2 separate regions of the Mus musculus genome follow, and region 1 is linked to region 2. Evidence: chromatin contacts called from ENCODE Hi-C or POLR2A ChIA-PET data. All regions are on one chromosome and are shown on one strand. Each heading gives the region's core, a stretch centred on a gene start or an enhancer-like site at or near the end of the contact. The rest is flanking DNA. Distances are from core to core; before and after follow the strand shown.

Region 1 (5,084 bases), core at 2,510-5,009, 230 kb before region 2:
CAACAACAACAAGAGGTCACCTAAGGGCTGGAAAGATGGCTCAGTGTGTAAAGGTGCTTGCTACCCACCTCGATGGCATGAGTGTAAGACCTGGAGTCAGCATGGTGGAAGGAGAGAACCCACTTCCACGAGCTGACCTCTGACCTTCCCAGGCATGTCATTGCATGTCATGTTTGCACTCCCACTTACCCCCTGCACGCAGAATAAATACAACAAGATGTAAAAAGTCACTGAGGTCGGCGATTGCACACAACTTTAATCCCAGCACTCAGGAGGCAGAGGCAGGTAGATCTGAGTTCAAGGTCAGCCAGGTCTACAGATAGAGTTCTGGGGCAGCCTGGGCAACAGAAAAAACACGTCTCAATAAAACAAAACAAAACAAAGCCCAAACCAAACCAAACTAAAATCAAAACCAAACCAAACAAACACCCCAAAACAAAAACAAAACCCGCAAAAAAACAAAAAACAACCAACCAACCAACCAAACAGAAAAAAATCACCAAGAGTAAAATGGATGTGATACAAGGTGCAAACTTTATAGTTAATTCCAAACACTGTTGACACATATCTCTTGGGTCTGAAAGGTACAGATATCTCTTCCCTTTGGGAAAGCTGGCAGAAAAGGCCTCAGCCATCAGCAAAGCAACTGGCACAGGAACCTTCTGATGCTGGCACAATTCTGATTTAAATTAAAAAAAAAATTACATGTATGTATGTATGTGTCAAGCTCATGCACGCCACAGCATACAAAAGGAGATATCAGAGGACAACTGAGGGGATCCATTCATACTGTCTACTACATGAGTCCTAGAGATGGAATTCAGACCATCAGGCTGGGCAGAAAGTGCCCTTACCTGCTAAGCCATCTTACTGGTCCCAACCATTCTGTCTCTCTGAGGCCCTGCCTCCTGCTCGTGGTGAGTAAGTCAGCTCCTGCTAGTCTCTGGGTTTCCGGTTCCCTTCCCATTTGCCCATAACTGTCATGGAGCATAGCGAACTCAATGTCTCTCCTCCTCAGTTCTTACAGTTATTTGGGTTCAATTTACCACAGGAAGCGCAGAATCTTACCACCCTAGACTTGAGTCATTTCTGCCAATGATTTTCAACTTTTGCTCTACAGAGCTCTAGAATTCAGCATCGAAAAGGGAGGGGTCCAGAAGCCAGAGGGTAGGGATAGTGGCTCTGTTCTCTCTCTGTTTTTCTTCCCTCGAGACAGGGTTTATCTATATAGACCAGGCTGACCTCTAACTCACAGAGATCTGCTTATCTCTGTTTCCTGAGCGCTGCCATTAAAAGCCTGTTTGTATGTGACAACACAGCTGGCTTCACTTTTAGTGATCTTTTATTTTGAAAAAAAAAATGTACTGCACATATTCTCATAGGTGTACTCTGTGTGTGTGGGTGGGTGGGGGCACAGGTCCCCTCATGCTACTGTGAACATGGAGAGGTGAAAGGACAATTTTGGGGGGTTAGTTATCTCATGCCATTTTGGGATCTGGGATTAAACTCAGACTGTCTTCTGAATTATATGCTGAGCTAGCTCTCTAGTTCCCTTTAGTGGTCCTTACTATGATAAACTTTTAAGTAAGAAAAGATGCCCGCTAAGTAAAAGTCTGAAACTATTTTTATTAACTACTTACGTATAGCTGTTATTGTTGTTAAAATGGCCTCACTCTGTAGTCCACGATGGACAAGAACCTGCTATATAACCCAGGCTGGCCTCCAACTCATAGCAATCTTCCTGCCTCAGCATCCTTAACGCTGAGACTGCAGGCATATGCCAACCATACCCCAGTGAATTTTCAATTTCCCTGAGATGTTTACACTTCTCCTTAGCCCCTCCACCTTTCAGCTTGTTCCTTGCTCCCCAGTTCTTTTCTGCCCCATCCTTCCTTCAAGCCAGCGTAGCATGTGGGAGAGGATCAGCCTGGCCCCTGGGAGCCTCCTGCTCTCGTATCCCACGGAGTTTCCATGTGCCCCGTCTTATGCCTTGACTGATGTCTTGTCCCAGTTTCAATTTCACTCTGACTGCTTCTTTTCCTCTTTGGAGCCAAAAACATCTGTCCGGTCAACGAATATCTCTATACCATTCTTGATGTTCTTTAAGAATGCATATCTCCTTGGCTCCTTGTTTCTAGGTAAATGCTAATTTTTTTGTTGTTTCCTAAAGCCAAAGTAGATCTATGAGCTGGGAGAGGCTGAGTTATGGATGAGTGGATAAACGAATCTATATGTTCTTTATTTTTCTTAGTCATTATTCCTCTTCATCATCTGACTCAGAAGCCCATGGCAAGAGGAGCACAGATCTCAGAAGCCTTCCTAGGTCCAGGCCTGAAGACCCAGGCACAAATGCTAGCACACACTAACTCTCAGTACCGTCCTCAGCTCCATACACACTAACTCATCTGTACACTGATGGTCCTACTAGTACATCCACTCCAGAGATGAAGAAACAGGACCCCAGAGAGGTAAAGCCCTTTGCCGGACATGCACAACTGTGCTGACACCTAGGAGACACTTTGAGGCACTCACCCTGTAACACATAGCTCCTCAGAAGGCAGCCACACTTTACATCTGCTGGCTAAACCTCTTTTTTGTTGTTGTTTTTTGGATTCTACCTCTTGCTCTCCAGATAAACTCTCTCCCTGTACAGCCATGCCCTAGCTTCCTACACTCCACCCAGTTTCTGTCTCCTGAAATCTGACTTCTCCTTTGCATTTTAGAGCCTTCTTGCGGGCAGTTTGGACTCTGGGAATTCCTTGCAAGAAACAAACCACACAGCCAAGAGTGAAGCCGAGAGAATGAATTGAGTCTTACTGGGAATCACCAGGGCAAGTGAGTACACGTATTAAAAAATAATTACTCTGCCACCCCCTCTAAGTCCTTGGCTCTCCTGAGGACGAGTCTGGAACCAAGATCTGGCCTTTGACAAGTGTCTGGGACTCTGTCTGCAAGGTGGGGGCTGGTAGCAGAGACATTCTCTAAGGACCTGTGATCCTCCGCACTACAGAGTCCCTCCTCCCAGACACCCCTCAACTCTGGCTCCCCGCTCCACTGAAGATCCCACAACCCCAACCTCAGCATTGCTGAGGATTCAGGTACATGGGAGTGGGGTGTCGGGAAAAACTTGACCCACCTTTCAATCTTGATGCTCTGTAGTTTATGCCTCGAATTTGACACCCAGAACTAGGGGGTCTGCAGGGTGGGGGGCAGGGTTGAGGGTTATGGATACCACAGGGTATAGGGAAGAGAGGAACCAGCCAGGATACGAAGAGCAGGCAGAACGGTGCGAGTGGTGGTCTGGACTGCTTTGGACCCCCTGCCAATGCCGGGAAGGGCTCGGGTCTGGCGGCGGAGGACAACTTCTGCCAGCAGCCCGCGTCCTGCCCGCCTCTCGCGCGCTGCGGTGCCAGACCCCGCGCAGCCCTCCAGGCGGAGCCGGAGCTCAGGGGCTCTCTTCATCACCCTGATCACCCAGCCAGCGCCCACCCTCTACACCCACCGCCGGCCTGCTCACCTGCGGACCCGAGAGAGCCGCCGGGCCCGGCCCGGGCCTCGCTGGGTCTCTGGAAGAGCTCTTCTCCCGCGCTAGCTGCGCTCATGGATCCGCAGAGCGCGGCCCGGCTGCGGCGCCATCAACTGCTGCGAGGCTGTGGGGTGCGGACTCCAGGGCTCTGGGGGGCTCCGGGGCGCAGAGGTGGGGGGCCTAGGGCAGGCTTCGGGCGTAAACACCCAGCAACGTGACCGGAACTGGCGAACGAGCTGGAGGGGGCGGGGGGTGGGAGAGATAAGGGGGAAGGGAGGGACCTGGGGCGCTCGGGGAGGGGCCGTGGGCGGGGCGGGGGGAGGGGAGGCTGGGGCGGGGGAGGGGAACCCTGGGACCTCGGGGAGCCCCAGGATCCGGGCCTTCGCACCCCGCGAGCAGCAGAATCCTCGGATCCGGCCCTGGCTGGGAGCTGAGGAGGGAGCCCGAGACACCACAGACGACTAGGCGAGCAGGGACGCGGCGACCGATCAGCACCGCGGACAGCGCCCAGGCCCACAGGCCAGGATCCGCTCCGCCTCTCTAAGTGAGGCAGCGCCCGCTGCCTGCTGGGGTACCCACGAGCTGGGGTATTCGAGAGCTGCTGGATAGTCTGAAAATGTGTTCCTGGTAGAGGCAGCAGCAAAGCTGTGCCAGATGTCTCACTAGTTTTGTGACCTTGGGTGAATCACCTCACCTCTTATATGATGGTACCCAGAATCAAGAAAAGATCTTTTATAAATTCCAAAGTCCGTAAAAAGTATAAGGCGCATAAGGCACTATTGGTGTTGAGCCGGGTCTCTTCCTCCTCCTCCTCCTCCTCCTCCTCCTCCTCCTCCTCCTCCTCCTCCTCCTCCTCCTCCTCCTCCTTCTCCTCCTCCTCTTCCTTCTTCTCCTCCTCCTCCTTTTCCTTTCTTCTGTAAACAGATTTCTAGAGTTACTCTGCTCATCTTAGAGTTCTGGCACCATCAGCATCTTTCTCTTCTCTGGAGAGATGGTGGTGTATGGAGTGCACCATTGGGTTGTTGTGAGAATTAAATGAGTTAATACCTGTACAGTGCTCACTATAGTGTGGGGGCTCACTAGACACCTGTACACATGATGGTTGATGACAGGGGTTCAGGAGGCTCGGAGTTCCCAAAGGCAACACATTTCCAATCCTACCTTATCATGCTGAAGGGAGAGGTGGTCTTTAAGGACTCAGACCTAAAGTTTGGTCTGGAATACCTCACTCCATTACAAGCCAAATATTTACTTTCTTGTTGAGCCAAATTTCTACAAGGCCTTAATTTTGCTTTTAAACAAGGCGTTACTATGTGTGTAGCTAGCCGGGCGTGGTGGCGCACGCCTTTAATCCCAGCACTCGGGAGGCAGAGGCAGGCGGATTTCTGAGTTCAAGGCCAGCCTGGTCTACAGAGTGAGTTCCAGGACAGCCAGGGCTATACAGAGAAACCCTGTCTCGAAAAACCAAAAAAAACAAACAAACAAAAAAAAAACTATGTGTGTAGCTCTTGCTGGCCTGGAACTCTATTGCTTCATAGACCAGGCTGGCCTTGAATTC
Region 2 (4,961 bases), core at 1,198-3,697:
ATGGCCTGAGAATGGCCAGAGAAAGTCAGCTGAGGAACATGGAGGACTACTGTTGATGGACATCTCCAGGCCTTTGTGGGGGGCGGGGCTGAGAACAGTGGCCAGGAAGGGTTGTCCAGTGTTATTGTGGTAGACCCCCACACTAGATGGAGCTGGTTGTAGTAGTTAGGAGGGGAAGTAGCGGAAGAGTTCACTTGTTTCCCTGGGAGGAATTCCCCGTTTACCCCTTCCTTTCCCCGTTACAGTCAGTCTCTCTCCTTGTATTTTGGCCAAGGCTCCAGGCTGGTATCTGTCTTCCCCAATATGACATGAGATGCCCCTACCCAAGCGTTGTTTTGAGGGACAACCCCAGGGTGGTCTCTGTTCCTGTCATGATATACCAGTGAACTCCTGAAAGTGAGGTCACCTGAGACCCATTGGCCCCACCTGCTCAGTGAGGTCTCCCTGGAGTGTGAGTGAGTTGGGACCAAGAGGGAGGGTAGAGTTAAGCTCACTTTATGTTTAACCCATGTCTGAGAAAACAGAAGAGGAAACGGGAGTGTGATGTTGGCCTCCACTACCTGTGTGGGACTGTGGATGCTTCTGGTGTACAATGCTTACACACGGCTTCTGGGACTGAGTCCAGGCCCCTTACACTTGGCAGCCTCCTTGCCCTGAGTGGCTTCCCTACTTTGGCTCCAGTGTGTTTTCATCTCTCTTTGACCTAATGCTTGTTCTCCATCCCCCCTTCCTTATCTTCCCAGGGAAGTGTGGATTCTGGCCTACAGAAGGCTCCTAATTCCAGCAGTTTGGGGGTGCCATCCACTACTCTGACCGTTTAGGCCTGCTGTCTCACTGGCCACCTGCCCAGCGCACCAGCTGTCTGTTCCACGTCCTGACCTGGCCATGACCTTGCCAGATCCTTCTCCAGACCTGAAAGCCCCAACCTGTGCTTCTGACCTCCTGATGTGACCGGCTATCTGAGTCAACTAGCATCTTGTTTTACATGCAGGAAAAGATCTGGGCAAGGGGGACTCTGAGTCCCAGGGGGCTCAGCGAGAAGCTAGGGAGCTCGTCTGCCCCAGGGACAGAGAGGGTTGTGTGGTGGGGAGCAGAGGTAACTGCAGAATGGTGGGTGGGTACTGTCTGTCTTGGGTCGCAGTGCAGTGCCTTCCTGGACTGCTTTTCCAGGAATATCCCAGTATCCTCTGGGTTGAATCTTACTGTATTTCCGACACATCTGCCAGCCCAGGCCTAGGGAGCTCTGTCACTTCTGCCAGGGCCCCCTCAAGAGGCTCAGGCTGGTGGACGCTCCCAGTCAGAGCTAGGTGTTCTAGAACCCGGCTGCATGCTCCCTTGACTGTAGTCTCAAGGTTTTTTCCTTTCTAATTCTACACAAGCTGCTGATTATCTATGTGGTTGGAGGAGCCCTGGTAGTGGGCATCCAGGAGTGTGGAGTCCAAGGTGAACACAAGGCCAGTGCAGGAGCCTCTGGGTGAGAAGGCTCATTAGGGGTTCAGGTCTCCACTTGTGTGAGAATTTGGAAAAGACATAGTTTAAGCCATGTCTTAGGTGAGAGAGGGGGGAGATGTAGTGGAGAGTGTCTTGGCAGTTTTTGGTCAGCCAAGTGTGTGGTGGTTGAATTTAGTGTTGGAATCAATACAGTGTTCTTCCACCTCTGAGGTCCTGTTACCCGTGAGGGGACCAGTACTGCCCAGGGACTGATTCTAGGCTCAGTCCCCTAGTCTTCATCCTTCCATCTCCAACTGCAGGTTTTTAGGCCATTGTCCCATCTTCAGGGCCCCTGGAAGCCCAGACCCCACGAGCCTGCGCTTTAAGCCACAGGCCATCTGTACTCCTTGTCATGGCTGCCTTCTCTGGGTGAGCCAGCCCATCCTGAAGACTGAGAAGCTGTCTTTGGCTCCTCAGTCTTCCAGGTTTGCAGGAAGGTTCTGCTGCTGGGTGTAGAATAGAGCATCCAACAGGCTAAACGCTGGCTCTACACAGCAGGCACTTGAAGATCCCACCTCATTAAGTACACATGGGTCTGTGGCACAGGGCTGCTTGGTTCTGGGCTCCTGTGTCATCGAGCAGATGACAAGAATTTCCAACCAAGTGCTTTGCCTGCAGAGGCTCCTATTCCCAAGCCAAAGTACAGAAGGGTGGAACAGCCTTTGGGGCTGGTATAGTAACTGTTTCTGCTGCCTTTGTCATCTGAGCACAGTTTTGGTCCTTCATCCCCCACGCACTTGCGTGCAGCCAGGGGAGGGGGAGCTCATCCCTCACTCCACTTAGGAAACCTGCTTACGTGAAATACTAGTCTGGTAAGATTTGTTCTAGTTAGAAGGTCAACAGAATATCTGTTTATCTTTTATTAAAAGCCAGCGTAGCGGCAGCCGGGGCTGGAAGAAGGCGGGTGGATTCTGGCAGTGTTCTGCTGGCAGGTTTCTGCTTGAACTTGAAAGGTCAAACCGTGTTTTCTTTGAAACTATTACAGGACTCTGGCTCCCTTCTCTGTGTTGGGCAGTTTTCCCCACTTGGTGATTGTGCTATGTTGTATTGTGGTCTGGGGCTCTTCAGGGGCTTTCAGGTTGTCCCACGCTGTCTGGAAACCTTATAAGCCTCGTCCCCACTGCTTTGGCTACTCTGCCTGCAGGCATTACCTCTGGGCTGGATGACTGTGTGCTGAGGAACTGAGAGGCCCTGGCTGTGGTCCTCACCCTTGGTTTGCTGCTGAGGTACTCTGGGCAGGATATGAGATGCCCCTGCCCTCTGCTCATGCCTCTCTCTATCTAATAGGTCATCCTGTGGCTTCCAGAGTAGGTACCGCCAGCCCAGCTCAAGTTCTCTGCTTAACGGGAGTAGAATAATGGCAGGGCCCAGTCTCCTCTCAGCCCTCTGGGCTGGAGGCTGTTCCTCCACACTCTGATCCAGTCTTTCCTTTCATGGCTGTACCAAGTCTTAGGGCTCCGAGCCTTGCTGAGGCCCCTTCATGTGACTGAGCCTCTGTAGCCGATACTTCTGCTTGGATGTGGGGGGACATTTCCACTGTTACTTCCACAAGGGGTTCTCCTGGTCACAACTCTGGAAACTATATTTTGCAGGTGTTAATAGGCATCCAGATGCCCCCAGCTCTGTTGATACACTAAAGCAGATGTGGGAGGGCTCCAGATAGAAGGCCTTAGCCAGAGTTTCTCTCTCTGTGATAATGAATGTCAAATGGTGTTTCTTGGAAAACCATCTGGACTTCAGTTTTGTGGGCCCTTTTTGATACTCAAGCCTCCTAGGCCCTGTTTGCATCTCAACAGACCATGTCATCCTCCAGATGAACAGAAAGAACTTGCCTGAGGCCACACAGCCGCCTTGAGCCCGTTCCTGCATACCAACTGTACTTACTGTTGGCACAGCAAGCAGTTGCATTTCCTGGAGCCTGGGTTTTGAGGAAGCCTGGTAGCTGGGGTCTCTGCACTGGCGGGCAGGTGCTGAGGTCCGAGGTATTGATAGGGCCTCTGCCTCTGCTCTTTTCCAGCATGACAAGCTTCGATCAGTGAGGACCCGGGGGCTTGGGAAATGGAGGAGGAGGGATTGCAGTCAAGTGCTTCTTTGGGTTTTCAGTGACTGGGACAAAGTCATCTGGACAAAATGCATTAGCTACCCTTGACTTCTTTGTTCGAAATCAGGACAGAAGATGATAAAATGAACTAATTCTCTGATATATCTTTTCTTCCTCCCTCTCTCCATCCCTCCCTTCCTCATTTTTTGGTGGTGCTGGGAACGTCCCCAAGGCCTTGCTCATGCTGAGTGAGGGCTCTGCCGCTGAGTCTAGGCCCAGGCCTCTCCAGGTTTTAAAATGGAGATGGGTAATAAAAGCCCAGCTCAGGTGACCAGGCAGGGCACAGCCAGTGTCATTTTCTTTTCTTTGACCCTTTATGGTGCCAACTCAAACATCACCTTTTGTCCTTTGTTTCTTGGTCTGCAAAGACAGCTGTGTTGTGTGTACGTGTGTTGGGTCCTGGGGTTCCGATAGAACATATGGCTTCTGGGCCAGCAGCAACCAGGTTAGTTAGCCATACTCTGGAACCCCATGTTCCCTCCCCAGCTTCTAGTTACCCCTCAATCAAAGACAAAGACAGGTTGGCACAATGAACAAGGCTGATCCTGCCGCCCACTCGGTGGAGGGCTTCTGAGGCATCCTACGAAACTCTGGTGTCTGTTTTGCCACCAGCCGCTTGCCCACACCAATCCCGTGTCTCTTTGCAGCCAGGCTATGTGCTTCTTTGGATGCCCAGAGCCAAGGGCCGTCTGCAGTGAGTAGTAGCTGGGGCAGTGGCTTTGACCTGGGCCTTAACACCCCCAGCGGATAGTGCGCTTGGCTGCAAGACTGGAATCAGTTGCCATTGTCTTTGGTTCTGTGACATTTCCACTTGAAAGGGTGAAATTCCCCTTCCCACTCCTTAGCGTCTATGCCAACTTGTGATGTCCCCGCCTGATCTCCAGCTCCCAGGGTGCCGGGGTTGCCATGTGAAGAGATGCCCATGTGGTAGAACCTAAGAGGTGTAGTTTGAAAGTGACCCCTGTGACGATGACTTTTCTTTGCTTCCTCTCAGTGAGGGGGGTGATTTGTAGATCCTGACTGCCTATGTGATGTAAATAGTGTACATCTAATTTATTGCTATGGTAGCACATTGTATTTGTTAATGTATAAAACAAATTCTAAAAGGTTGAAAATGTATATTTTGTTGCTTAAATGTGTCTTTGCAGAAATTGACAATAAATAACATATTTTGTGTCCATTAGAGTTCACATTTCTTGGAGTGGGGCTCTACTAGACTTTCGGCAGGGCCTTTCACTGGAGGGTGGCTATCAGCTTGAACCTGTTTGAAAACTTTATTAATATTAAAAACAAACAAAGCAAACAAACCTGGCACTGGGGCAGTGGTTTGTTGGATAAGATTGCGTGCTCCCTCCGCAAGCATTTGGAT

What was found. A loop is a pair of places that touch in the nucleus more often than their neighbours do. ChIA-PET counts read pairs that join two places held with the same protein, here RNA polymerase II (POLR2A).
Region 1: a loop to region 2 is called in a map of left cerebral cortex, with 3 times the contacts of the local background. The contact joins the promoter of Ccdc92b here to the enhancer-like site in region 2. A Hi-C loop is called at or near these places in 1 of 37 maps with a recorded cell type or tissue (left cerebral cortex). POLR2A ChIA-PET finds 5 or more read pairs at or near these places in 2 of 5 experiments (Patski and embryonic stem cell).

Annotation. Positions count from the first base shown.
Region 1 is chr11:74,618,280-74,623,363 of GRCm38, reverse strand. It overlaps Ccdc92b (coiled-coil domain containing 92B), which reads right to left and starts at 3,759. Exons shown (of 4, transcript NM_001013784.1): 1 at 3,518-3,759. The coding sequence starts at 3,602. Gm50590 (a long non-coding RNA gene) reads left to right here and starts at 2,505. Exons shown (of 3, transcript XR_001780261.2): 1 at 2,505-2,835; 2 at 2,956-3,098.
Region 2 is chr11:74,383,294-74,388,254 of GRCm38, reverse strand. It overlaps Rap1gap2 (RAP1 GTPase activating protein 2), which reads left to right. Exons shown (of 25, transcript NM_001015046.3): 25 at 744-4,899. Among named protein-coding and RNA genes, the nearest start is that of Olfr412, 21 kb to the right of the region's middle. Within about 2 kb of position 2,447, at least 1 of the 3 ENCODE cell types and tissues checked has a DNase peak (open chromatin) inside an H3K27ac peak, as active enhancers do.